2 separate regions of the Homo sapiens genome follow, and region 1 is linked to region 2. Evidence: chromatin loops called from intact Hi-C (ENCODE). Cell type or tissue: PC-9. All regions are shown on one strand. Links, peaks and the distances in the headings refer to the core of each region. The heading gives the core; the rest is flanking DNA.

Region 1 (7,353 bases), core at 4,545-7,044, 100 kb before region 2:
TGGGCTGAGCCCCCTTGCAGTGAAGTAGGGTCCCCAGCCACCTCCTGGCACCTTGCTCCCCAGCTCAGGAAAAGAGGGGACCAGTATGCCCTGGGTGCCAAGATAAGAGGCTATTTCTAGAACGCTAGGGTCACCCAGCCCAGGACGCGTTGCCGGGCTGGTCAGGGAGCCCCCGATTCCCAGGCAGGACTCCCAAGGCAGGTGCAGGGCCTGGGGGGAGTCCCTCGGTCCCTCGGACGTGGGTGGGGCTCAGCAGGCTGGCTAAGCCAGCTGTGAGGCCGGGGCGGGGGCCACTCACCAGTTTATTGTTTTCATAAATATTTTCCTTCTTGAGAGCACTGAAGTTTCTGGAAGATAAAAACATGATGTCCAAAGCAGCTCAGAGTCCACGAAGGGAGGGGCTGGAGGGCCTCAGAGGTCATCTTGCCCAAACAGAGAAACCGAGGCCAGGATGGGGGGCTGTGAAGGAATGAGGTGGCACAGGACCACAGGTGGGCAGAGGCCAGGGCTCCCGGCCCTGCTCCGGCCACGGTGATGCTGCTGGGACCGTAGTACGACATCAGACGGCCCCAGCTTCACCTCCTGTACCCTGACAGGCCGCCCCTCACCAGTGCTCCTGCCACAGTCAGAGGTGGCAGGAAGCAGGCCTGGGAGGTGAGGTCACCAGCCCAGGGCGGTTCAGCACAGCTCAGCTCGGAGGGGGCTCTTCCCATCACAACGCTTGGTGACCAGGTGGGTCGCAGAGGCCTGATGCCCCCAGAGGACCACAGGGAACGGAGGAGAGAGGCTCCCAGGGCAGGGGACGGCACCATATGCAGAGAGGGCCAGCCACGCTGCCCCCGAGGGCAGGACAGGCCCCGGATCCACCTCGTCCCACACATCATCGCTTCTGTTGTTGGAAGGGTGACTTCTGTTCACCCTGCAGTGAAGGGTGTCCTTCTCAGCGCTTCACAAATACCAACCTAAGGCTCACACCCGACCTGTGGAGCAGACACCGGTTATGTCTGCATCTCACAGAGACAGCGGCTCGGGGACCTGCCCCAGGTCACACAGCGGGGAGACAGCTGCCAAGCCCACTGAGGTTACATGGTTCTCTCTTTGGGTGGTGGAGTGCCTTCCCAGGTGCTCAGCGAGGGCCCAGCCTCACCCCTGACTCGCACACTACACCACAGGGATGCAAGGGTCCCGGGAAGTTCCCGAGGTGAGGTCCCCGGCCAGCCTGGACAGCAGGGCCCTTCTGGGGACGCCAAGAGGACAGCCCCACGTGACCTCCAGCTGGTCCTGGGACTCCTGATGGGCACCTTGGGAGGATACCCTGGGCAGAAAACACACCAAGATCCCAGGAGGCCCCAGCCCAGCCCCAGGCCCTCCGACAAAAACCACCAGGCTCCCAGCACGGGCTGCGGCTTCTGGGAGGGAGGGTTGGTTAAATCATGATCTGGAAGCCGGGTGCAGTGGCTCACACCTGTAGTCCCAGCTACTCAGGAGGCCAAGGCAGAAGGATTGCTTGAGCCCAGGAATTCGAGATCAGCCTGGGTAACACACTGAGACCCCGTCTCAGAAAAACAAAAATATAGTGATCGTGACCCGTCTGTCCACGTTGCTGCCTGTGGGGTCCCGGACAGCAGCTGCTGCCATGTCAGCGTGAACTGGACTGTTCTAGAAGCTTCCTGGCCCCACAGAGGGAGCTGGGGCTGCAAGCCGTGTCCTGCCTCACCCCGGCCTGCATGTCTGACCCCGGCCAGCCTCGGTCTCAGGGCCTCAGTCTCCCTGTCTGGGAGGACAACCGCAGCTCCTGGTGGCGAATCTGACGGCCGTAGCTGCAGCAAACAGGAAGGCTGGGCAGGTCTCAAACGGAGAAGTGGGGGCCGAGACCCCTGTGGCCACGCAGCCTGGGCGGCCTAGTTCTGAGCCCAGCCTGCACAGCCCTTGCCAGGCCCTGACCCCCATAAGAATGCTCCGAGGCCCGGACAGTGAGCCCATTTCACCTGTTTCACAGATGGGGAAACTGAGGCCAGGCAGCAGCCACACGGTGGGGTGGGGGCAGTGGGATGGGGGCTGCAGGCTGCCCACCTCTCTCCTTAGGAAGCCCCCGCCCCGTCCGCCTGCAGCCCTGCCGTCCATCAATCTGCTGGGATCCTTGGGAACCCTCCACCGTTTCCAGCTTGGACCCCCTCCCAGGTAACAGGTTTCAGACGGCAGGACCACCCGTCTGCACAGGCGGAGCTTCTGCACGCCGGACAAGATGGGGCGCGGACTCCTCTCCGTGTGGACAGATGACGAGGAGCCCCCTCCCTGGGCTCAGTGGCAGCGAAAGCGGTTTCCGTCTGCTCGGGCCTGGGCCGATGCCTCTGTCTGCCTGGGCTTGTCCCCCGAGAGGGTGTGACCCGAGGGCACGTGGGTGGCTGTCTATGCCCAGGGACTCTGCAGCCATGCTGGGCGTCAGCCTCAGCCCCCAGGGCTTAGGAGCCGGCTCTCCCTCCCTCTCTCCCCGCCCCCAGCCCTTTGAAAGCTCAAGCTCTTCTGCAGACCTTCCCTAGGGTCACTGACCAAAGCGGCCATGTCCCCGGAAAGAATGCCCGGACGGCCGGGAGGGCAGTGTCACAAGTCTGTTTTTTCTCTAAACAAGCAGGAGGAGGAGGCTGTCTGCCTCCCGCACTTGTTTCCGTCCACCCCAGGGGCCAGCAGCGGCTCTGTCCAGTGGGTTTCCCTGCAGGGCCATCTCACCCCCAGACCCACAGTCAGGCTCTCAGAGCTCCAGGCAGATCAGAGCACCCCAGGCCCTCTGGACACACCAGAGCCAGTGCCCACACGGCACAGGTCTGGGCTGCGAGTTCAAGCATCGCGGCCTCAGGATGAGGTTCAAGCTGCATTCGGGGCGTTTGAGGCCTATTCAACTGGGCTGCACCACCCCGGCCGGTCCCACAGCCACCACCCATCCTGCCCCAAGCTCCTTCCCCAGGGCCGGCCCTCCAGCCTCCAGACCATGGCTCCACTCTCCCGGCACAGAACAGCTTTTCCCACACTCCGCCCGATGCACCCGCCAGGCCCTCCCCAGATGCACCTTGCTGTCCCCGAGCTCACACCCCCGGGGCCCCTGAGCAGCTGAGCTCAGGGGCCCGATGCTGGCAGAAATCGCCGCCAGAACCGTCTCGCAAGCCCCACCAACATCGCCAGGTGGAGACCCCACTCGTGTCTCCAGGAGCCCCCCAAGAAAATGACACATTGGAGCCCTAACCTCCAATTCCACCACGTGACCTTATTTGGAGACAGGGTCTTTCTGGAGGTGAGAATTCATTTTGCCTCCTTTGGAGATAAGAGAATTCAAACAGGGTTCTTTGCGGGGAGCCCTGGTCCCATGGCTGGTGTCCTCATAAAAGGGAAATGTGGATGCAGATACAAACTGACAGGGGAAGAGGATGTGAAGGCACAGGGCGAAGACGGCCACCCCAGAGCCAAGGAGAGAGGCCGGGAAGATCCTCCCTCCTGCCCCCAGGAGGGCCCAGCCCTGCTCACACCTCCGTCCGGGACGTTGGCCTGCAGAACTGCGGGAGGACACTTTCCGTTGTTGAAACCGCCCGTTTGGGGGACCTTGCAAGGGCAGCTTGAGCAGGTGGACACCCCTGTCCTTGCCGGACAAAAATGCATCAGCTTCCCCCCACTCAGCAAGTGACCAGCTACCCATGGTGAGACGGCTGGAACTGGGACACAGCCCCAGCCACCGCTGCAAACCTGCAGGCTGTGGGATGGGGGCTGCAGGTTGCCCACCTCCGAGACATGGCATCCTCCAGGGTTTAATCTTCTCTTATTTGAAGCCTCAGAATTAAAATCAGGTATACCATGGCCCGGCTCCAAGACACACACCGTGGGCCAGGCACACAGTCGGTGCCCTATAAATGCGTGTGATGCATTTGTTCTGTGCTTGGTGAGATTTCTGTGGCAGTAACTTATTCTTTCAACACTGGCTGAAGGAATGAATTTGCCGTCTGTGTGTCGGTCACAAGATTTGCCCTGGCCAACTCTCCACCGTGCGTGCCCCTGCCCGGCCACACCTGCCCCCACCACCCCTCTAACTGACCCACGACCATCAACTTCAGCCCATGGAGTCCAGCCGGCCTCTGCCCCGGCGCCTCTGGGGGCTCTTGGGAATGTATACCCCCCTCCAAATTCCTGGGTGGCCGACATCACACTGTTTACTTCCTGGAACAAGATTCCGCCATGGAGTGGGGAGGGCGGGGGGGTGCAGGACTTGGAAGGGAAGGAGCCCCAGCCGAGGCACATCCAGCACATCAGGAGAGAATCCCACGGAGAAGGGAGCAGAGGGAGTGGGGAGAGGCAGGTGGACGGACAGAGAGAGCTGGAGAGAGAGAGGAAGACCCCAGCGGAGATGGTGGAGGGAGGCCCAAGAGAGACAGGGACCAGATGGCACAGTCGGGATGGCAGAGAGGGGACTCGGGGAAGGAGCAAACCTCAGAGACAGCGAGGACATGGCCAGGCAGAGCTCAGGAGAGGAGGGGGTGGGCAGGGGGCGGTGACGACTGGGGAGGGGAGGCCGCAGAGCCCCCACCTTGCACACTGGGCCTCTGGAAGGAAAGTGTGGGGCCCTGGGCAGTCCCCCTGCAGTAGGTGGACAGGCAGCCCCCTCCCGCGCCCGTCCTGGAGGGTTCCGGCCAGAGGCGGCCACAGAGGTCTGGCTACAGGCCCTGGGGCAGGAACAGAAGGCCTCTGTCCACAAGCAGCTTCCTGCTGACCCAACCCCGCGTGGGAGAGGAGGTCAGCCCACCCTCGGCCCTGGCCCAGGAAGTGAGGGCACTGCCTGGGAGCTTCTGGGTGGGGGCCTCTGCGTGAGTCTCTCCCCTGGCCCCCAACAATAGTGGTGTCTCGGGGAGCCCCGCCACCCTTGGGAGCCACTGCTGGAGGGCTCCATGCACTGCACAGCGGCCGCCCCAGCCACCCCCACTTCCTGGCCCAGCCCTGAGCCCGCCTCCAGAGCTGCAGGGACCAGGAAAACTTAAGGGACCCTGCCTTGGAACTGAGGGTGCAGCAGAGACCCAACTTCACGACACCCTCCCAAGGCCTGGCCACAAATCCGACAAATGCCCCCAGCCACGAACCCCAAGAAGGAGGCCGCAATGTTCTCCCACCTGCTGGACGGCTTCCTGCGCCACGCACAACGCCTGCCCTCCCTCCAGCCCTGCTCCCTCCCAGCCCAGACACGCTGTGCCCCCTGCCCCATCTGCCCGAGGGCTGTGCCTGGAGACCTGCTTGGGCCCAGGAATGAAAGGAGCCAGCCCATGGCAGAGCTGCTCCAGCCCCGACAGGCTGACTGGCTGAGGGAGGTGAGGCGGGAGGTGGGGCTGTTTGTTCTGGGTGGTTTCTGAGCTCACCTGGCTGCCCAGCTGCCCTGTGACACCAGTATGGAAACAGCGCCCGGGGGCAGGCGCCCTGAGGCCTGGCTGCAGAGAACCCACAGCCGCAGGTGAGACAGGGCAGGCGGGCACAGGCAGGCTGACCAGGCAGGGGACCCGCCCACCCTGCCACCTCCTGGTGGGCGTGGCTGGGCGATCCTGTTTCCTGGCCGTAAAGCGGAGATTCACGGACACCTCTCTGTACCTGTGGGGCTCCCCAGTGTGGTCACACGTGGCTCAAGGAGCCGGAACATGGTACACAGGAATGTCCGGATCCCCGCCCCCTCCACCCGGGGTCGGTGGGGCAGAGGCAGAACCAGGAGCCCGGGTGCCCCACCTGGCTGGCCTGGCGCCCGAGCTGGTTCCTTCACAGCTGCTCTCCCTGAGGGCCAAGCGGAAGTGCTCTCTGCGTGCAGCAGGAAGGACTAAGGCCAGACAAAGGGAAGGACTTCCTGGTGGCAGAGCTACAGACAGGGAGACAGGACGTCCACCCTTCTGCTGTCAAGGGGTCTTCACTGGAAGGAGAGGGGAATGAGGTGGCAAGGGCGGGGCCTCACACAGAGTCTGACCTCAGAGCTGCCCTGAGAGGACAACCGGTCTGTGCCTGTCCCTCACACGCGTTTCCTCCCTTCCTGAAGACTACTGGGGACAGGAGGGACAGCCAAGGGCTGCATGAGGAGACCTCCACCCCAGCCACCACCTCATCCAGAGGTACGGCAGGGAGCAGAGGCTGAGGGCACGGGATGGGGGTGATGAAGGCACAGAGGCAGGCACGTCCAAAGAGCCAGGGGCCAGGCGCGGCGGCTCACATCTGTAATCCCAGCGCTTCGGGAGGCTGAGGCAGGAGGATTACTTGAGGCCAGGAGTTCAAGACCAGCCTGGGCAATATAGCCAGAACCCATCTCAATTTAAAAAAGAAACAATATGCTGAGTGAAAGTAGCCAGACACAGGCCAGACGCAGTGGCTCGCGCCCATAACCCCAGAACTTTGGGAGGCTGAAGAGGGCAGATGGATCACTTGAGGTCAGGAGTTACACACCAGCCTGGCCAACATGGCAAAACCCCGTCTCTAGAAAAAATATGAAAATCGGCTGGGTGTGGGGGTGCACCCCTTTAACCCCAGCTACTTGGGAGGCTGAGGCAGGAGGATCACTTGAACCTGGGAGGCGGAGGTTGCAGTGAGCTGAGATCGCACCACTGCACTCCAGCCTGGGCGACAGAGCTAGACTCTGTCTCAAATAAATAAATAAATAAATAAATAGATAAAATTAAATTAAAAATAAGAAAATTAGCCAGGCATGGTCCCAGCTACTCGGGAGGTTGAGGTGGGAGGATTGCTTGAGTCCAGGTGTTCAAGAATGCAGTGAGCTAAGACGGTGCCACTGCACTCCAGCCTGGGCGACAGAGCGAGACTCCAACTCTGGAATAAAAGCAAAGGGCCCAGGCACCCATACAAGCGCATGTCCCCACACCCTGGTGCACACCCGACCCCCATGACACTCCGGGTTTTCCATCAGCCAGGGTCTACAGAGGCCCCCACGCCCCAACACCCATGGAAGCCTGTACTAGCTTCTTCCTACTGCCGTAACAAATTGCCACAAACTCTGGGGCTTAAAACACCAGGAATTTGTTTTCTCACGGCTCTGGAGGCCGGACTCCGACATCAAGGTGTGGGCTGGGCCTTGCTGCCTAAGGAGGTTCTCGGGGAGGGTCCTTCCTGCCTCTTCCAGCCCAGGACACCCTTGGCTTGTGGCTGCACCTCTCTGATCTCTGCCTCCAAGGGCACATGGCCTTCTCCTCTGTCCTTCTGCACGTGGGCACCTACTAAGCTCCTACCATATCTACTGAACCCCAACTGAAAGGCCCTTATCTGCAGAACTCCAACCATGTGCTGGTATCTACCGAGCCCAGTTCCAGGCACCAGGGGTGCAGCAGTGAACAAAAC
Region 2 (13,797 bases), core at 4,782-7,281:
AGCCTGGGAATGGGAACGCTCACTCATTCCTTCATTCAGCAGGCGTTTCTAGAGCCCAGCTAAGTGTCCAACCCGGGGGACGGAGAGGGGACACGTCCCGGTCCTGGGCTGGGCAGACTCTCAGAAGGCACATTGGCTTTTGCTGTGGGGGCATCCAAAGGATGTGCACCCTTTGATTCCTAAGAATTTGTCCCTCCCTAGGGGCCAGGCACGGTGGCCCACGCCTGTAATCTTAGCACTTTGGGAGGCCAAGGTGGGCGGATTACCTGAGCTCAGGAGTTCGAGACCGGCCTGGTCAACAGGGCGAACTCCATCTCTACTAAAAAATACAAAAATTAGCCAGGCGTGGTGGCGGGCGCCTGCAGTCCCAGCTACTCGGGAGGCTGAGGTGGGAGGATGGCTTAAATCCGGGAAGCGGAGGCTGCAGTGAGCACTGATTGTGCCACCGGACTGCAGCCTGGGTCACAGAGTGAGATCCTGCCTAAAAAAAAAGAAAGCCTGGGAAAAAGTATGGGTGATTATAGTAGTGTTTGCCTTTAAACCTTTCTAGATTTTCCACGTTTTTATTTTTTTTAATTTTTAATTATTATTTTTTTTATTGAGACGGAGTCTTGCTCTGTTGCCCAGGCTGGGGTGCAGTGGCGCAATCTCAACTCACTGCAACCTCCGCCTCCCGGGTTCAAGTGATTCTCCTGCCTCAGCCTCCTGAGTAGCTGGGATTATAGGCGCGCACCACCATGCCCGGCTAATTTTTGTATTTTTAGTAGAGACAGAGTTTCCCCATGTTGGCCAGGCTGGTCTCAAACTCTTGACCTCGGGTGATCCACCCGCCTTGGCCTCCCACAATGCTGGGATTACAGGTGTGAGACACCACGCCTGACCGATTTTCCATGTTTTCTGTGAGGATACAACTCAACTACAGGGTCTTTGAGACAGGGTCAGCCGAGCCTGGGAGCTGGGCGCACAGGGGCTCCTGGGGAAGGCCTTCTGGAGGAGGTGCATGCGTGGCGGTGGGCGAGCAGAGGCTACGTGCACCTGGCCGCTTGGGGTGCAGCTCAGGGAGTTGGGGGAGGTTGGAGGCAGGAACAGACTCTTATCAGTCACACGCTCCCCGATGGTCCCTGGGAGGGACGGCATGACCAGCCATCAGGAGACCTCTCCCGGGGCTGGCGCTGCCTGGCTGGGTGACCTTGACAAGCCACTGTCCTCTCCGGCCTCGGTCCTCCCATGTATAAAGTGAGGGGGATCCAGCCACTCTGTGTCCTGCCTGGGACTCCTCACTCAAGGGTGACTCTGGCGGTGGGCTCAGGGGTGGGACAGGGCCTGAACTCCAGCCCAAGGGGTCTCCATGAGCCCTGTCTTGACTGCGAGGCCCCATGAAGCTAAAGCCACACTACAGCCGCGCACACACAGCCGGTTCCCAGGATTACAGCGGAAAGACGGCCTCCTCCGGGAAGCCCTCTCTGATGGCCTTACAGGAAGGGCCTGCCTCGGCACTGCCTCCGCGGCTCTGCACACTCCAGGCCACACTCATACACGTCTACCGTGGGTTCTGGTTATCTGTTCACAGCTCACTGCAACCTTGAACTGGGCTCAAGCGATCCTCCCATCTCAGCCTCCCAAGTAGCTGGGACTAACAGTGCAGGCCCCCATGCCCGGCTAATAAGCAGTTAATAAACTGTCACTGAGATGCTCCCTCGGAGACTTGTGGCCACCGGTGTCCCTGCCTGCCAGTCTCCTGATGGCCCCCTGCCCCAGCTCACCTACAGATCCATTCCCTACACCAGTGCCCCGTGCACCCGGGAAGCAGCTCTGCCCTCAGCCCAGCCCTCCACAGCCTTCCTGGGCTCCCAGCACCCCCTGAAAGCCACCTCACCGCACTGGGGTCAAGGGCTCTGGACAAATCCCTGCAGCCGTGTGGCCCTCGCGGGCCTACACACGCACTCCCACCCCACCCCTGCGCACACCGCCCTGGCCTCTCTGTGTATCTGAGTCTCTCAGGAGGGTCCTGTCCCTGACTCCCTGCCCTCTCTGCCCAGCCCCTGCCCTCGGGCACCACTTCCTCCTTGCCCCTGCCTGGCCCTTCCTTGCCACAGCGCCTGGCCGCTTCTCTACCTGGGGGCTGTTCTGTTCCCACCTGGGGACTGCTCCGGGTCGGGGGCTGTGTGTGGCTTCGGGCTTGGGGAAGTTGCTTCTCGCCCATCTCCTGCACAGGAGTCCCGGTCCCTCTAACAAGCTGTGACCTTTGCTCCCCAGCTCCCTACAGAGCAAAGTCCAACCCCCTGCCAACCTCCCACCAGCCTTCTCCAGGGTGTCACGCCTCTGGAAGGAGAAGGCCCCTTCCCCTTTCCAGCTATGTGAGCCTGGGAAAGACCTCTGGTCTCTCTGAGACTCAGTCTTCTTGTCTGTGAAATGGGACCACACTGCAGACCTCAGTGAGCCGAGTGACGAGCCTGTGAAATAGCCAGGGGTGCCCGGTGGGCGCTCTGCCCTCAGCCTGGCAGAGATCTCCCCATTTTCAGGCCCAGCTCCCACATGCCACATCCTGGGGAAGCTCATCCCCTCCCCCGTGCCCTGGCCGATCCCACTTCTGACAGCGTCTATAGCAGCGGCACCCAGGGGGACCGGGCTGAGCCACGGCCACGTCCTGTGGAGACCAAGGTCCTGAAGGAGGCTCGGGGGCGGAAGGGCTTACCTGGTGGCAGGTGAGCACCAGGGCAGTCCACACGAAGATCCCCGAGACGCCTCGGGCCAGTGCGGAGGTGAGGAAGAGCCAGGGGGCCCCCTGGGAGCTGTTCCCCATGTGGTCCATCTGCGGCCCAGCTGGCACAGCCGGTGGGGGGCTGGGCTGCGGCCAGTTCGCTGACACCAGGGGGACGCCGGCTGTCTCCAGGATCCCTGAGACATTACTCATCTGCAGAGGGAGGGAGGACACACACCGGGAGGAGTGAGGGCAAAGGTACTGGCTCCCGGCAGCAGGAAGCAGCGGGGGAGGGAGGAGACAGTGAGACGGGAGCTGAGGCTGAGCCACCCACCAGGCCGCACCCCCCACACGGACACCAGCGCCAGGCCCGGCTCCCTCCCTGCTCCGAGCTCAGCCATCGAAGCTCACCCATCAACCACCTGCGACCTGAGGGTCCCACCTCAATTCCCCCTTGTAAAACCAGCTTCCAACTCCGAGTCTCAGGCTTGCAGGGAGCCTGCTTCTTAGGGGACAAAGACCGTCTTCCAGTGGGGCAGAAGAGGGGGAACCCCTGCCGCCCTGCCTGCCCGGGAGGGCTGGGGAGCGGGCGCAGACCAGCACTGCCTGCCCCGGCAGGAGGGGGTGTGCAGCCACCCTCATGGGAGGAGCCGGCCCTCACTGGCTCTGGGACCTGTCCACCCACCTGGGAGCCCGGCTTTGCTGGGGTTCTTGGCAGCCCTGGGTGCCTGTTCCATCTCCCACTAACCTGCTGGGGCCCTGAGTCCACCCTCTCCCACACTCGCAGCCCAGTCCAGCCTCCTCCTCTCCCTCTGGTCTGCGGTCACAGGGCCCAGCTCTACCTTTGCTGGCAGGAAGCACCTGGCCCAGTCCAGGGAGGCCTGGCCTCCAGGGAAGCCTAGCTGGTCATTCTCATGGCCACGTGGCCCCAACTGGAGGCCCCACTGTGGGTGCGGCAAGGCCAGGATCTGAAGGGCTGTGCCAGGCTGGGGCGGGGCGGCCAGTGCCTCACGTCCCCAGTGGCCCACCTGGGCCCCAGGCTGCAGGCCCGTCCCCTCCTGTCCCCTCCCACGGCTGACACCCTATCCTCCCGGTTGTTTGCTGGGTGGCAGCTGGCTCCCAGGAACCTGCTGGCCGCCTGGCGCCCTCACCTGCCTATGCCAGACGGCCAGGCAGCTGCCACCTGGTGGGGACACGTGGGAGAGGTCTGCGGCAGGCCAAGGAGGGCCGGGCTGCAGGAGGAGGGGTGGAGAGCTAATGGTACAGGGTTTCTCTGGGGGGTGACAGGAGTCCTGAAATGAGGTAGAGGCGGCAGGCACACAGCACTGTGGATATACTTACCGCCACCGAATCGTTCACTTAAACCTGGGTAAATTGATGTTATGTGAATTTCATCTGAATTAAAAAAAAAATCCACGCCCCAAGAGATGAGTTGAAAACATTTGTTTTCTGGGCCGGGCGTGGTGGCTCACGCCTGTCATCCCCACACTTTGGGAGGCCAAGGTGGGTGGATCACTTGAGGTCAGGAGTTCGAGACCAGCCTGGCCAACATGGTGAAACGCCGTCTCTACGAAATACGCAAAAATTAGCTAGGTGTGGCAGCGTGCACCTGTAATTCCAGATACTCAAGAGGCTGAGACAGGAGAATCGCTTGAACTCAGAAGGCGGAGGTTGCAGTAAGCTGAGATCACACCACTGCACTCCAGCCTGGGGACAGAGGGAGACTCTGTGTCCAAAAAAAAAAAAAAAAAAAAAAGGAAATATTTCTGGTTTTTGTGGATCAAGGCAGGAGAGGGGGAGTGACAGCCCAGTCCCTGGACCCTTTGGGGTCTGGCAAGGGGTTGCGGGGCCCTGAGGGTCCCTGTCACCCCCATGCAGAGGCCCCTGTGGAGAAAAAACTCACTCACCCCGGCTCCTGGGAGAGGGATGTGGGCCCTCAGCCCACCTCTTGTCCTGTTCTGGTTACGCTTGGGCTCATGCCGCTGGGGCCACCATTACCAAGTCCCGCTCCATGCCCGCAACGGATCCACACACTCCTTGTCCTTCATATCTCCTACCCTCCCACAGCCCTGAGCAACAGGGCTCAAGGGGTTGAGGCTGGAATGACTGGAGCCACTGTTCCCCTTTTATTTTTAATTAATTTATTTTTTGAGACGGAGCCTCGCTCTGTCGCCAGGCTGGAGTACAATGGCGCGATCTCGGCTCACTGCAACCTCCGCCTCCTGGGTTCAAGTGATTCTCCTGCCTCAGCCTCCCGAGTAGCTGGGATTACAGGCGCCCACCACCACACCTAGCTAATTTTTGTATTTTTAGTAAAGACGGGGTTTCACCACGTTGGCCAGGCTGGGCTTGAACTCCTGACCTCAGGTGATCTGCCCGCCTCAGCCTCCCAAAGTGCTGGGATTACAGGTTTGAGCCACCACGTCCGGCCTGTTCCCCTTTTAGAGATGGGAACGAGAGGCGCATCAACGCGTCCAGCATCCTTGAGGGGTCCGTGAGGGGCCCGGGCTGAGGCCCATCCTTCCCTGGGACACCCTGCCTGCTTTTCCCAACTCCTCCACTGACACTGTCCCTCCAGGGAGGCTCCCAGGTGGGGAACAAGCTCAGGAAGTCGTGCCCAGCTCTCAGGCCCGCCTTGCCTAACCTCCCCATCAGCGCCCACCCGGGCCCGGGCCCAGAGCCACAGCATGCACACCCTGGCTGGGCCCTCCTGGAGCCTGCCTGCTCCCCAGGCAGGGACCTTCTGGACCAACCGACCCTGCTCCCGGGTGACTCTGTCCTGCAGCCTCAGGCGTCACCTCTGGAGAGACCATCCCCGCTGTCCCATCACCCTCCTCACTGTGTGTGTGACTCCCTGTCCACCTGTCTGTGTTTGCTGCTGGTCCTCCCTCTGCAGGAGCTGCCAGAGCCTAGAGCTGTGCCCTGTCCATGCTCGGGGCACAGGGCTTGCGGGGTGGGGGCTGTCCTGCTGAGGCGGTGACCCTGTGGGCTAAGGTCTCCCTTTGGCCAGGCAGGGGTGCTGGAAGGCGGTCCCCAACTTCCATCCAGCTGCATTCCCACTGCAGCCACAGGTACTCCTGCCGGCCTCCCACCCGGCCTGCAGAGCCCCAGGCAGTCGGCTCAGCGCGTGTGGATGTCGCCCTCTGGCTGTGTCGGGATCACCGTCACGGACAACTATGAAGTGACGATGGCTGGGGGCCCGTTTGAAGGGTGAAGACTTTGGTGCCTGGGCATGCGCAGAGCTGGAAGGGACCGGGAATCCCCTCATCCAACTCGCTCATGCTACAGGCAGGGAAACTGAGGCCCCAGCCCCTGCTTGATTTGCGTCCAGCCCCCAGCACAGGATGAAGCCTCGGGCCCCTCCCTGGGCTGACGGTGGGAATGGCTGTGCAGACAGCAGGAGGCACTGTGGCTAGATGTCAGCAGGACCGTTTTGGCTGGAGCCAGCAGAGCCAGGCTTCTGGGAGGGCTCTGGCTTCGGGCAGGCTCAGGGCTTGGGCCCCGGACACAGACTGAGGGACCTCCAAAGCTCTGTCTTCCGCCAGAGGCAGATCCTCTGTGGAAAAAGGTGGGGTTTTCTCACAGGGCCAGCTGGGCACTGGACAGGGAGGCCTGCTGATCTCCTCAGCCCACAGCTGTCCCGGCTGAGCCAGATGCGCCAGCTCGGGAACCGTGGACCAAGTGTACTGGTCTGGGGATGTCAGGAGCAGGGCCTGGTCCCCAGGGAGGGGCAGTCGGGAGGTTGACCGCTCTGCCACCTGCTCACAGGGCTCGCCGGCTGATCGAGGCCTCACCCGGTGCTGGTGTCACAGCCTCTGCGCCCGGTCACAGGAGGCGGCAGGGCCGGCTGGGCCTGATTTTTCTGGCGGGGGCGGGACACTGACCAAGCCCATTGCAGGACAGACCTGTCTGCCCAGATCCAGGCGACGGGGCCCTCTGACCATTGTTCACTGCGTCCAGGTGCCCAGAGCTGTGGGGAGGCTGAGAAGCCGCCCAGCCAGTCCCACACCCTGGCCCTGGCACAGCCACCTCCTCCTGCTCTCATGAGAAACCCGGCTGAGGGCCCATGAGCTGTTGCCTGGTTCCAGGCCGGCTGCCCTGCTAGTGCCCACCCCGACCCCCTGCCTGCCCGTCTCTCTGCAGATGCGGACAGGCATGGTGTACCCCCCTGCCTGCCTCCTTCACTGCTGGGTGGAACTCGGGGCGCCCAGGAGCCGCCTCCTCAGGGCTGGCTCATTTGATGTCCCAGGCTGAGCTGCACACTAGGGGGATGAGGTGACCGGTGGGCACCCATCTCAGACACCCGGCTTCCCAGGTCCCGCGGCCCTCCCCTGGGGGCCCTGGCCAGCAGTTCACCAAGGCAGCAGCCCCGGGTGTGAGCAGGGGGTGACAGGGATGGGGCTCCACATCCTCCCGGCTCTGCTTCTGGGATTCCCCCGGCTCCTGTCCACGGGCACGGCCTCCTGAGAGCCGCGTGGGGCGGGCAGGCAGCATGGCCTCCTGGTGACCCACATGCCCCCTCCTCACTGGGGCCGGGGAGCAGCCCCCACAGCCAGGAGGAGCAGGCCCTGGACCACATGCCACAAGCTGGGGCCTGGCTCTGGCTGTGTGAGGTGTCTGTGACCTCAGGCAGAGCCTATGCCAGCCTGGGCCTGTCTCCACCGGCAAGAGCTATGCGGCAGGTCAGGGAGGCCGGGCCAGGGCCTCAGGTTGGCCTCCCTGTCATCTGCCCTTCTAGGGACGTAGGCTGCTGCATGGGAGAGCCAGCCTGGCCAGGCCCTGGGACTCAGCTCCACTGTCTCAGCTGACCTGGCGACCTGGCAGGTCATAGGGGGGCGCTTGCCTCAGCTTCTGACTCTCGAGCAATTCTGTTCTGCCTGAGCCCATCAGCCCCAGATCCCAGGGTGGGGCCGTCCCAAGGATCTGCTCTCTTCCTCCCATAGGTCTCCCGTCCTGTCCTCCGGGGCCAAGCCCCCACCTCCCTGCTCCTGTCCCTGGTCCCTCTGTTGCCCCCATCCCCAGAAAGTCACCCAGGGCCTGCCTATACTTGCCTTCACCTGAGGGAGCTGCCAGCCCTGGGCGTGTACGGGTCGGGGGCACCCTTTCATCTGGAGCCAGGATGGGGGGTGCTCGTCTGGCCTGGACTTGCCAGGCTGGCTGGAGACCCTGTTTGGTGTCCAGGTGCCGTCCTGGGGCCCAGCCTCTGAGGTGGCGGTGAGGCTTAGGGGTTGGCGGACTGTGATTCTCCGAATTTCAAGGTATGTTTTTTTTTTCGAGGAGCCCCCCACCCCATTGAAGTGCAGGGGCTCAGCCTGGACACCATACCCCTCTGGTATGCACCCCCTTCCCCCACACACACACTCTCGCACTCCCACACCCACGCAGCTCACCTCCCTGGTGGCGCTCAGCCTGTCAGGCAGGTTGGCTGCAGGTCTCTGGGCCTGAGGGGGGGGCCAAGGCGGGGTGGGCCTGAAGCTCGGCCCCCGGCCTCCTGGCCTCTGCTGCCGCCTCCTCACAGCGGCGGGCAGCCTGGGTCCCTGAGAGATGATTGCTCCTGAGCAGTGGCCTCTCCCCAGACCCAGGAACTCCTCCCAGCCCCACCCCCTCCCCACCCAGCCAGCCCTACCTGCCTGGGTACAGCTGGCACGGACCACACCCTCCACCTTCCCCCCTGCCCGGATTTTGGGACCCACATCTGTCCACGTGCCACCCCTGCCTCCTGCCATCCCAGCGGGTGTGAGCCTGGACCAATCTCCCTGTCCGGTGGATTTCAGACGTGGGACCACAAGTGGGCTGGGGTCCCGATGCCCCTTCACGAGTGACGCAGCCCCTGCCTCCCCTTCTTTGGCCCCCTCACCCCTGAAAAGTCCCATTCGGGAGCCTGAGGGTGTCGGGACACGGATCGCCACCAAGCTCTGCCCCTGCCCACGCACGCCTGCTACCCGGGTGACTGGAACGTGAGACGCACGCACGAGCTCCTGTGGGCCTGGAAGGTTGGGTCTCCCACCCGGGTGGGGCAGGACGAGCCCCTGTTTGATGGGGGAAGCTGAGTCAGGAGCTGCAGGCCCCTGGCTAATGGGTGGGGGGCAGGGTTGGAGCTGCGGTTTGTTCCCCCTTCCTGGGCTAAACCTTGGGTGGGGGGCGTCAAGCATGGCCCTGGACCCTGATCTTCCCTCCTGTGAAGTGGCCTCCACGGCGCTTCCCCTCCTGGGTGGGCGGGGTGAGGTCAGACGGGCAGGGCAGGTGCGTGTCCCAAGTCCTGTCTGCGAGTTCCATGGAATCCTGCTTAGGAACAGCACTGCTGGCTTCCCTTTCCTTGGAGACCCCTCCCTCCCTCCCCTGCCTTTCCTTCCAGACCCAGTGCCCCCTCCCGTCCTGTGTCCTAAATCATGCCCAGCTAGGGGCAGCTGACCTCTGCCCTCCTCAGGCTGACACCCACCTTGCCAGTGAGCAACTCCCAGCCCAGCTTCGCGCCTTCAGGTGCCGGGGCTCACGGCTTCGTGCAGCCTATTTCGGGGTGTTCTGGGGCCCACGAGAGCAGAGTCTTCATCAAAACATCCCCAGATGTGTGCTTCTTTCTTGCTTCTTCTTTTTTTTTTTTTTTTTGGAGACAGGGTCTCGCTGTGTCACCCAGCCTGGAGTACAGTGGCATGATCTGGGTTCACTGCAACCTCTGCCTCCCTGGCTCAGACCATCCTCCCGCCTCGGCCTCCCAAAGCGTTGGGATTACAGGCGTGAGCCTCGCACCCGGCATTATTTCTGAAAGCGAATCTGAATCCCCAGAGCTCTGGCGCCTTTGGTCTTCTCACAGTTGTTTTGGAATTCACGCATCCTCACTCTCTGCCGGAGCCACCCCTCACCACACACAAGACGGGGTTTGTTGTTTTTCTCGCTGCGATGCCAAACTATAAAACCAGCGTGGCAGGGTGCCTCCCTCAGTCATCTGCACATCATTCCGCTGTCTCTGGTTCATTCCCATCGGTCAGGCCCTCATTCCAGTCTTCCAGTCACTTACCGGGCCTCCTGTTCCAATTCCATTCCCAGGCACTCAACAAGATAGCCGAGGCCAGCTCACTCCGCTGGTCCCCACGTGCCACCGTCTCCCTCCGCAGGTCATTTGTCATCATCCGTCCACGTGGGCCCAGGGCTCTGTCAACCCCCTGGAGAAGCCGCTTGAAATGACAGCCAAGAACAGGGCCCCCACTGGCTCTTCTTGACCTCCAAGGCCCCCAGGTCCACTTAGGAAAAGGGGGTGGTGGGGAGGCTTGGGGAGATTCCCTCGCAGCTGAGCAGAAAACAGTGCTGGACGTCGCACTGTGTGGGCGCAAGGGCATCGCCTTAAAGAGTGAACACTGTCCACTGTCTCGGCCGCAGCGGCTGCCATGGGCCCCGTGTTCATCACTCACAGTGAGCCGTGAGTGTCTGGGAGCTGCGATTCCAGCTGGATCTCTGGGTAAAAACCACAGGCAGCTCATCCTCCTAAAGGAGCAGCAATCCCCAAAGCAGATGGCCCTGCCTGCAACCACAGCTGGCTCCACAGAGCTCCTCGCTGGAGCAGGGGCTGCTCAGGAGTGATGAGGCTGGGAGCGGGCCCAGAAAGCAGAGGGCCGGGGCCCTTCCACAGCTGCCGCCATCTGATTTACAGCACAGGAGCTAGCTGGATGGCGGAGGTGCTTAGCCTTGGTCTGTGTTGTTACCGGCTGCCAGGCGGCTGTGAAGGAGGACCTCGGGAGGGCACTGGGGGGCCAGTCTCAATTATATGCCCGTTTCGGCATCGCCTTCAAGGCGGGTGGCCGTGGGACCCTGCACATGACATGTGGCAGAGCTGTGTGGACATCCCAGGAGCCTCCAGGCAACCTGCCCGCCCCTCCTGAGCCTTAGCTTCTCCACAACCTACCTTTATTTTTTTTACGAAATTAATTTTTTTCTTTATACGCTTTTTTAGATATAGAGATGGGGTTTCCCCATGTTGCCGAGGCTGGTCTCGAACTCCTGGGCTCAAGCAATCTGCTTGCCGCAGACTTCCAAAGTGCTGAGATTACAGGCACATGCCTCCAAGCCTGGCTTTTTGTACTTTTAGTAGAGACGGGGTTTCGCCATGTTGGCCAGGCTGGTCTCGAACTCCTGGCCTCAGGTGATCTGCCTGCCTCAGCCTCCCAAAGTGCTGGGATTACAGGTGTGAGCCACTGTGTCCGGCCTTCATGACTTACCTTTGAAGGGCAGTCATGAGGGCCCAATTAGACAGGACAGGCCTCCCAGGCCTGGCTCTCAGGAGCCAATGCTCTCCTGAAAACAGTCCCGCACCAAAACAGTGCCGCACCAGACCAGCAGGCGTGGAGGCAAAGCCAACCTTGGCCTTGGCAAGAACCATTGCCCTGGTGCAGTTGCGGCGTGAAAGAAAAGGAAGCCGTGGCCGGGCACAGTGGCTCAAGTATGTAATCTCAGCACTTTGGGGGGCTGAGACAGGCGGATCACCTGAGGTCAGGAGTTCGAGACCAACCTGAACAACATGGTGAAACCGCATCTCTACTAAAAATAGGAAAATTAGCCAGGCATGGTGGTGTGCGCCTGTAATCCCAGCTACTCAGGAGGCTGAGGCAGAAGAATCACTTGAACCCAGGAGGCAGAGGTTGTAGTGAGCTGAGATCCCGTCACGGCACTCCAGCCTGGGCGACAGAGTGAGACTCCGTCTCAAAAAAAAGGAAGCCATGAAGGAGAACCACGGGGGCCCCTGACTGGGGGATGGGGGCTCCAGGGCACCCTGCATGGTGATTCCAGCTTCCCCACTCTCTGGGGTGCGGCCTGCTTCCGTGTAAGGAAAATGCGGGGAGCCACTCACGGGGTGAGGATTGAATGGGCAGCCCTGGTGGGAAGGGTGATCCCACGGCCAGTGAGCAGGTCTACTGTTATCGCTAAGGGACAGGTCAGGAAGCACAAGCCGCAGACCCGCATCCGGACTCACACTGGAGCCCCGTCCACGCCGTGTCCCCGCTGGTTACATGAGAGAAGCTGTGGCTCTTCCACAAAACTGTCCGGTTTTTATAGGTGGAGACAGGCATGTATTTAGACAGGCATGTATGTATTTAGACAGGCATGTATGTATGTAGACAGGCATGTATGTATGTAGACAGTCATGTATGTATGTAGACAGGCATGTATGTGTGTAGACAGGCATGTATGTGTTTAGACAGGCATGTATTTAGACAGGCATGTATGTATTTAGACAGGCATGTATTTAGACAGGCATGTATTTACACAGGCATGTATTTACACAGGCATGCATGTATTTAGACAGGCATGTATGTATTTAGATGGGGTCTTGCTCTGTTGCCCAAGCTGGGCTCAAACTCCCAGGCTCAGGCCATCCTCCCCGTCTCAGGCTCCCGAGTAGATGGGATTCCCAGCATGAGCCGCCACACCCAGCGAAAACATCTGACTTTTAGACAAGTGTGAGTAATTATGGGCTAATACCGAATGGCGAGGCTTCTGCCCGGGCACCCGCTCTAAGATATTAACCTGTTGATGTCACACCCTGGCCCCCGGTTCAAGGCTGAGCCCTCGGCAAGCTGCCCCCCGACAGGTCCCCTTCCTCTGGCGGTGATCCTGAGCCGCCCCCCGACAGGTCCCCTTCCTCTGGCAGTCATCCTGAGTCCCCGAAGCCGTCCCGACAGATCCCCTTCCTCTGGTGGTGGCCGAGTCCCCGCAGCCGTCCCGACACACATGCTACCCGCTGGGGCCTCGCTCCTGTGCAGATGCTCCTCCCCTTTTCCTCCCATTGACTCCTTCAAGGCCCTTAAAACTGTGGGCTCAGGTCCCCAAAGAGGCAGACACCAAATGGGACTCAACGTAGGATTTCATGAGGGGCTGGAGACCCCGATGCCAGCCTGCCCGAGGGAGGTTGGGTGGAAGCCCTGGGCAGGGAGTCCTATCTGCCGGGGATGGGTGTGCCTCAGTATCCCCTGGTGGCCCCCCCAAACGCAGACACTGGTGGGGGCAGCGGGCCCCTGCAAGGGGCCCTCAAGCATCGGTGCTTCCTCCAGGAAGTCTAGCAGGATCCCCACATGGGACTCCCCTGCTCTCTTCTTCTCATACTAAGGTTGCCTGACAGCCAACTGGGCTGTGAACCCGCAGGGGCAGGGACCACGGCTGTGGGTGACCCAGCAGGCACCATGGCACTGGGTGCTCAGCAGGTCCTCAATCTCCTGAAGGAGTGAGTCCTTGAAGAGTCAGTTTCCTTCTGTCCCATCTTTAGCAAACTCACCTTCCAAACTCCTTTGAAATCGGACCAGCATCTGAAACGGCCCCTCCCATCCCCTGTCCTCGAGGGTTTCTAATAGCGAGAAAATTGGCCAGGTGTGGTGGCTCACGCCTGGAATCCCAGCACTTTGGGAAGCTGAGGTGGGAGGATCACTTGAGTCCAGGAGTTCAAGACCTGCCTGGGCAACATAGTGAGACTCCCATCTCTACTAAAAATACAAAAATTAGGCGCTCCAGGCATGAGGCAGGCACCTGTAGTTCCAGCTACTTGGGTGGCTTGGCTGAGCATGGGAGGATGGCTTGAACCTGGGAGGTCAAGGCTGCAGTGAGCTGAGACTGCACCACTGCACTCCAGACTGGGCGACAGAGTGAGACCCTATCTCAAAAAAAAAGAAAGAAAAAGAAAATTGCAGGACTTCAGAAGCCATTAGAAATGAGTAGGGGTTAGGCTGGGTGCGGTGGCTCACACCTGTAATCCCAGCACTTTGGGAGGCTGAGGAGGGTGGATCATCTGAGGTCAGGAGTTCCAGACCAGCCTGAACAATATGGTGAAACCCGGTCTCTACCAAAAAATACAAAAAATTAGCCAAACGTGGTGGTGCACACCTACAGTCCCAGCCACTCGGGAGGCTGAGACTCATTTGAACCCGGGAGGCGGAGGTTGCAGTGAGCTGAGATTGCACCACTGCGCTCCAGCCTGGGTGACAGAAGGAGACTCTGCCTTAAAAAAAAAAAAAGAAACAAGCAGGGGTTCAGAATGGGGTAATAGGCGTGACAATTAAAAAAAAAAGAAGAAGAAGAAAAAGGAAAGAAATGAGCAGGATGCATGCCTGTGATCC

What was found. A loop is a pair of places that touch in the nucleus more often than their neighbours do. Peaks named below come from ENCODE experiments on the same cell type or tissue, not always from the same donor. Only the 100,000 strongest peaks of a DNase experiment are listed, where the experiment ranks them.
Region 1: a loop joins it to region 2, with 9 times the contacts of the local background. A loop is called at or near these places in 2 of 110 quality-filtered maps.

Annotation. Positions count from the first base shown.
Region 1 is chr7:1,449,942-1,457,294 of GRCh38, forward strand. MICALL2 (MICAL like 2) reads right to left here. Exons shown (of 17, transcript NM_182924.4): 2 at 299-347. Among named protein-coding and RNA genes, the nearest start is that of MICALL2, 5.9 kb to the right of the region's middle. RefSeq lists an enhancer at 1,872-2,423 and a silencer at 4,572-4,866. In PC-9, for the core only: no CTCF peak of the experiment used is centred there; a DNase peak (open chromatin) is centred at 5,560; H3K4me3 peaks cover 1,311 bases; H3K27ac peaks cover 1,469 bases.
Region 2 is chr7:1,552,571-1,566,367 of GRCh38, forward strand. It overlaps TMEM184A (transmembrane protein 184A), which reads right to left and starts at 3,635. Exons shown (of 9, transcript NM_001097620.2): 1 at 3,544-3,635; 2 at 2,696-2,914. The coding sequence starts at 2,914. RefSeq lists silencers at 2,161-2,343, 3,711-3,780, 3,821-3,910 and enhancers at 2,453-3,253, 2,823-3,117, 3,254-4,053, 7,278-7,778, 7,779-8,279. In PC-9, for the core only: a CTCF peak has its summit at 5,958; a DNase peak (open chromatin) is centred at 6,611; H3K27ac peaks cover 1,413 bases.